2 separate regions of the Mus musculus genome follow, and region 2 is linked to region 1. A link is a loop called in an ENCODE intact Hi-C map of the cell type or tissue named here. Cell type or tissue: left cerebral cortex. All regions are shown on one strand. Each heading gives the region's core, and the rest is flanking DNA. Links, peaks and the distances in the headings are about the cores only. Region 1 has its middle 5.9 kb from the start of Kcnip1. Region 2 has its middle 12 kb from the start of Gm39678.

Region 1 (2,913 bases), core at 323-2,822:
ACTGAGTTCAGATCCACCCCACCCACTTGCTGTGTGACACTGGGTATGATGAACAATTTCTCTGATCCCTATTTTCATCTTGTGCATTATATGGCCATTTCCCTCCCCCTGCTGATGTGAGGTTGGTGAGGCACTTCTTGCAAAGCCCTCAATATGTACCTAATACATCAATAAGCCTGCGATCGTGGGTGGCCACCTGCTGTGCTCGCTGCTGTGGACTAGGCATGGCTCCGCATTAATGGGTACAGAACCCAGTAAGCCACAGCCTTCCCTGTGGCTTCCATCTTTGCTCTTCATCTGTCGGGTCTCCATCTGGTATTAAAAGACTGAGATTAGTGAAAGCAGAGAGTGCGGTTGGCACCTGATCATGTGCAGTTCAGTGCTAAGCTCACTCAATGCTTCTTGTGCCATTTCCCAAATGTTCTGCATACATAAGTTGGCCTCCACAAATAGATGGGAAGCTTTGGAAAGCAAAGGCAGAGGTTCCGCTTTGCATACATACTCACTCCGCTGCACCCCATTCCCCACCCATGAAGGAGCACCAGAGCCTCCCCAGGGGCCACAGACAGTCAATCTGACACCAGTCAAGATGTAAAGACAACTTCACCACTTAGCTCCTGAGGCCAAGATAATTCTAGTAAATGTGTCTCTGTGTCTACTTCCTCATCTGGCACATGAGCATAACCACTTCATGGGCTGGCATGAGGACTGGGTAAGACCAAAAAGAGGAAGAACATTGGCACCCTCACCAAAGCACATGGCCGGTGTGTTGTCATTTACTTGGGGCTCAGCAATTCAGTCATGGATTCTACACATGTTCGCTAAGCATCATACAGCTAAGTCAGGCTATAGCCTGATCATGCGAGTTCACACTGAATAAGAGAAAGCAAGATTTCCTGAGCTCAGGGAGCTGACACTATGTGGCTGCAGATTGTCCACCCATCAGACCAACCCCTCACAGTCTCAATTCATGCTGGAAGGAAAGAAGGATGCTGGAGAGTTCGGGATGTCAGTTGCTTGGAGGATGCTCACAGCACACATCTGTGCAGACTGTATGCTACAGACACCGTGAAGCTTCGCAGGCCAAGGATGTGATTACAACATTCAAATCAGGTTGTGAGTTCCAGACTGGCTATGTGAACTTCAGTAAAGTATCTGACTGTTGAGAAGGCCTCTTTCCTCCCCCACCCCTCCCCCAACCATGGTGAGAACATTAATGGCAGAAACAGGGTGAAGCTGGAAGTGACTGTGATTATCAAAGCACCTGGTGGGGGTCCCTAGAGCTGGATGGCAGTCCTGACTTAGAAAACTTGCTCTGTGCCTCGATTTTCCCTGCTGATTCCTTTTGCTTGTATTTCCTCTGTCTCCCCAGGAAAGAGAACTTTGAACAGGACTTGGGCTCAAGAAGAGTATCCTCCCAGGCAGTGTCCCTGTGCAGCAAGCATGGCTTCATCTGTCGAAGCTGATCATGTTCTCTTGGGAGCAGAACTAATGTGAGCTTCAGGGGAAGGGCAGAGGGGGCTGGGGACACCCAAATGCACAGGCTCTGACACGTGCCCCGAGTGGCTGCACTGCCCCAAGGGATCCCCCTTCATACTCCAGCGCTGGTGAAGGCATCGCCAGGGCCGGATGAGTTCAGACAGAGTGCAGCCACCCACGCAGTTGAGATGCTGCCAGTAGAGCGCTAAGTCGCCCAGATCCTGCGGAGGAGGGGGATTCCTGGAGCCCAGAGGCTTGGTGCCTACACTATACTAGGAACAGGGTAGATACTTCATGCACCTTGATCAAGTGGCTCTCCAGGAGTGGGCACGGGAAGATGGGTGGATTCAGATCTGTTTAAACAGTAGAGTATCAGGACCTTTCCCCCTAGAGCAACTGCGTGTGCATGAGAATGCACTTAGACTATGCAGAATCCATGGCTCTCCCACAAAGCACATTGTGGACACCCGGTTAAGAAACTCTACCCGTGGAGGAAGGAAGAAGGAAAGGGCATGACCTGTTTGCCTCTGAGCTGTGTGACTTCAGCTTTACAAAGCCCGGTATGCACATCTATATGCTAGGCATGGGAGCATCTAGGGTTAACTAAGGGCAGCATCTAGGGTGGCTTGGAGGGCTACGAGGCTCAAGGTCATTGTTGCATTGATGCTAACCTTCATGCAGTCACAGCAAGTGAAGGTGCTGAGTGAGCGCCTTCTGCTTGTCACAGCCGAGCCTGCCTTGGGGATGACAGGTCTGTGCTCACTGTGGTGCTCACAGTCTCAGGGGATGAAAATCTGACAAAGAACTGTCACATGCCAGCCATCAGAATCCCCTCTCCTCGTGTGCTATCCAGGATACCAGGCTTGACTCTGGCCACTGGCCAGCCTCAGTCAAAATGCTAGGATAAGTAAAAGTTGAGACCACCAAAGTCAAAGGTTTAGGTCACCTTAGGATGGTGAAAGTCATAGGAGAGGAACCACATACAAAGGACGAGAGTCAGGATGTAGAGAGTCAGGGATGAGGGTCTGAGCAGGTTAGGGCAAAGGTCAGGAAGGCTGTGGGTCACCATCTCTTATTTCCCTGTGGTACTGAGCTTTGTGGCAAACATTCACTGTGAAATTCACTCAGAATCTTATCTTTGTCAAGTATGTGCAGAACATGGCTCCCTCTTACCTCCTTGGGCAATGAGTTCATCCCCCAGCAGGCATCACTCTTCTCTGGTTATGTAATTGTTGCGTTAACGAGGGCAGCCACTCTCCTTGGTGTTCCTACCATGTTCCAGTCACGTGCCGAGCCTCACTTAATCATTTCAATAGCCTCATGTGGCCAGCACTTTCATTAGCTCTCATTTAGTATATGAGGCTCCCACGGCGCGGAGAGGGTGCTAGCCTGTCCAATGTCTTATAGAACGCAAGTGGTAGAGCAGGCCTGCAG
Region 2 (2,913 bases), core at 103-2,602, 58 kb after region 1:
TCACAGCAATTGGAAGGTTGAGAGCCACTGTTCTAAATAGAAGGGGGATGTGGCTTCTATGTGGGCAAAAACACCCCTTAGTCCTTTTAACTGTTCCTCCTGTTCAAAGGGAGCTAGCAGATGGTCGATGTGGTAATAAGAAGGAGCAACTCTGTCCATCCTTACTAAGGGATGACATGATGACCACCCAGGGAATATTGAGGACCGAGAGTTTTATTGCTACATAAAAGTACCTGACTTTTCCAAACACCTCTCAATTAGTATTTCTTTTACCTTTAGGGAAAACCCCACTGAGCTTCAGCCTGCCTGTTATTTCACACCATGCAGACAGCCTTGTTCTGTGAGTCTCCACAAAGCCCTGTACTGACCTCTCTGCCCGAAGTGTGATGATGCTGAGAGATAGTGAGCCTGCTGGAAGTCATTAGTAGAAACCAGCACCTTTCTCTCAAGACTTGGTTAATTCTCATAGCAGCGAGCAAGCGTTCTTGCTTAGTCCTTGTCAGTCATTATACAGCAAGGCTGCCCCTCCTCTTCTGTCTCTTCTGCACATGTTCATCTGTTCTTCTGCTTGTAAAAGGCCACACTGGACTCCGAACAGATACAAGTCACTCTGGGCTGTCTTGGCATCCAGAAACACATGCCAAAATTAGCTTCCTTATAAGTTACCAAGCAACTGATATTCTGTTACAGCAACAAAAATTGAGCTGAAACAAGTCCATGGTTCAATCCAAGGCGAGGCAATGGAAACAAACGGATCGTAGGGTAAGTCATTGTCGAGGCCAAGTGCAGTGGAAGCTTCTGGTTTCCTTGGAGATGCAGATGCTTGAGAGAACATGTGATGTTTGGGTATAAGGATAACCCAACAGACGGTAGACCACACTGTGTGACATTGGTTTGCCTTGTACCTCTTGGCTGGTCTTCCTTGGGCTTTGCTGATTGCTGTTCTGCACTGATGATGCTGTGGCGTTGGTTCACCTTGCCTTTTCCCACTGATCATCATTTGCTGTGACTTCATAGAGAGAAATACACCATAAAACTTGTTGTGATATTCTGGTGGCTTCTTGCTACTTCCATTGGCTCGGGGTAATTGACAGAGCCTTGTGTTTTCTTTTGGATTGAAATGGCATTGCTGATTTGTGAATAGTGTTTGCAAATGTGTTGAGCTGCCCCTGCTGGTTTGTGTGAGTTGAACTGCTGATATCCTGATAATGAAGATTGGAATTGCCCCAAAGAACTATTTCTAAACAGGTCCACATCCCCCTCTGCCCTATTAACCTTTCCTTTCTACTACCTCTGGTGGGTAGTGGGCTAGAAGGGAGGTTAGAGCATTTCAAAACCCTTATTAAAGCAGGTTTTTAAAAAAATGTAAGCCTACAGTCAACGGACCAATGAAGAAAGTGGGATTGGCCTAGAGATTTTCACCATTAAACACATGACCATGCAAAGTTGAATCTCCTCTGGGAAGTATAATTCAAGCACAAGACAAGTGGCTGTTTCTCAGGGGGGTTTGAGAAAGGATTCCTGCACACAAAGCAGCCTGTGTTCCCTAGAGCATGACCACTTCAGAAAGCCTGCACTCACACACTAGCCACTGCCTACACTTCTCTGCTCTGAGTTCTTCTGATCCACGCTTGGTCTCAAGATCTTGCTTGAAATCTGCTCTTCTCTCTCCCCGCACAGAGACATCTACCCTAGAGATGATACTGAAGGCATCACAGGACTCAGTGAGTCACATCATCTCTAAATGACCTAGGCAGCTGCTGGGTACAGTAAGCAAGCATCCCAAGTGTCTACAACCCAGCGGCCTAGACGAGATGCTCCTTGGAAGCAGCCTTCTTGCACACGAGGAAGACCATTTATTAACTGAACATGCAGGCCTAGCTTTAGGCTGACACCTGGAAGGGCAGCCTCAGAATCCTTTAAAGGAGAGAGAACTACGGCTCAAAGTAAGACAGGGACCTGATTAATGTCATTGTTGCCAATGTTAGTGTATCCCTTCTAGCAGAAATAATGGTAGCCAGGCTCCTGGACCCTGGGGATATGGCCCTGATGACGTCTCCATCTTCCTTAAGGTTGACAGGGGAGGGCCTCTTTCCTAACCAGATGCTGCAGCTCCTTCCCTAAGGTCTTCTCATGCTGTTTGCTCTGCAAGACACTCCCAGAAACAGAGACGATTGCAGGAAGGATCATATAGCTTATAAGTAGCCAAACTTGGGTGGAGTTAGCCACCTTATTATAGCATACCCATTGGTGACAGTGCTCAATAAAGGTTTGGAGAAAGGACAGAAGCTCCTGAGGCAGCTGTGGCTCTGTGGCAGTGAGCCTTGCTGTAATACACAGTAACGCGCACTATCTTGTTCATCTGATGATCTCATTCTCTCTTGAAACAAGCCTGTGATCAGCTCCAAGCAGCCAACCCTTGGGGAGGTCCAGACAGGGCTCCAAAGGCTGCAGGTGCTTCCTGTCTCCTATCATTTTGGCTCTGCTACCTGAGTCCTTAGACTGGAAGAGAAAAATCACTGATAGCCTGCCACACAGAGGTACCAAAGTGAATTCAGATACAAATTCTGTGCCTGGTGGGTTCACCAGCCCTGAGGCTCAGAAGCAGCCTAGTGGCTCCCAGCAGGGGTGTGCACAGAGCTGTCTCTTCCCCTTCAGAGGTCCCCTTTGTTCTCTCTTCCCAGAGCCAGCCTGTTGTCTGAATTACAAAGCTTCCTGCAGAGGTGCCCTGTTCTCTCTGTCTCTTACAGATGCCACACAGGCACAGGGGAGCTGGGAGATCTGATGGCTTCATTGACAGTGTCCTCGGGCCACCACTGGCCTGGAATGACACCTGGAGGAACAGTTAGGGAAGCTAATGTTTAGGTGTGGGAAATAAAGAAGGTCACATTTCTTACACAATAGAGGCTGCAG

Evidence for each region. Hi-C counts contacts between places; a loop is a spot of excess contacts. Peaks named below come from ENCODE experiments on the same cell type or tissue, not always from the same donor. Only the 100,000 strongest peaks of a DNase experiment are listed, where the experiment ranks them.
Region 2: a loop joins it to region 1, with 2.2 times the contacts of the local background. A loop is called at or near these places in 3 of 42 quality-filtered maps.

The regions. Positions count from the first base shown.
Region 1 is chr11:33,848,165-33,851,077 of GRCm38, forward strand. It overlaps a transcript of Kcnip1 not described here. Among named protein-coding and RNA genes, the nearest start is that of Kcnip1, 5.9 kb to the left of the region's middle. In left cerebral cortex, for the core only: no CTCF peak of the experiment used is centred there; a DNase peak (open chromatin) is centred at 1,684.
Region 2 is chr11:33,906,298-33,909,210 of GRCm38, forward strand. It overlaps a transcript of Kcnip1 not described here. Among named protein-coding and RNA genes, the nearest start is that of Gm39678, 12 kb to the left of the region's middle. In left cerebral cortex, for the core only: no CTCF peak of the experiment used is centred there; no DNase peak of the experiment used is centred there.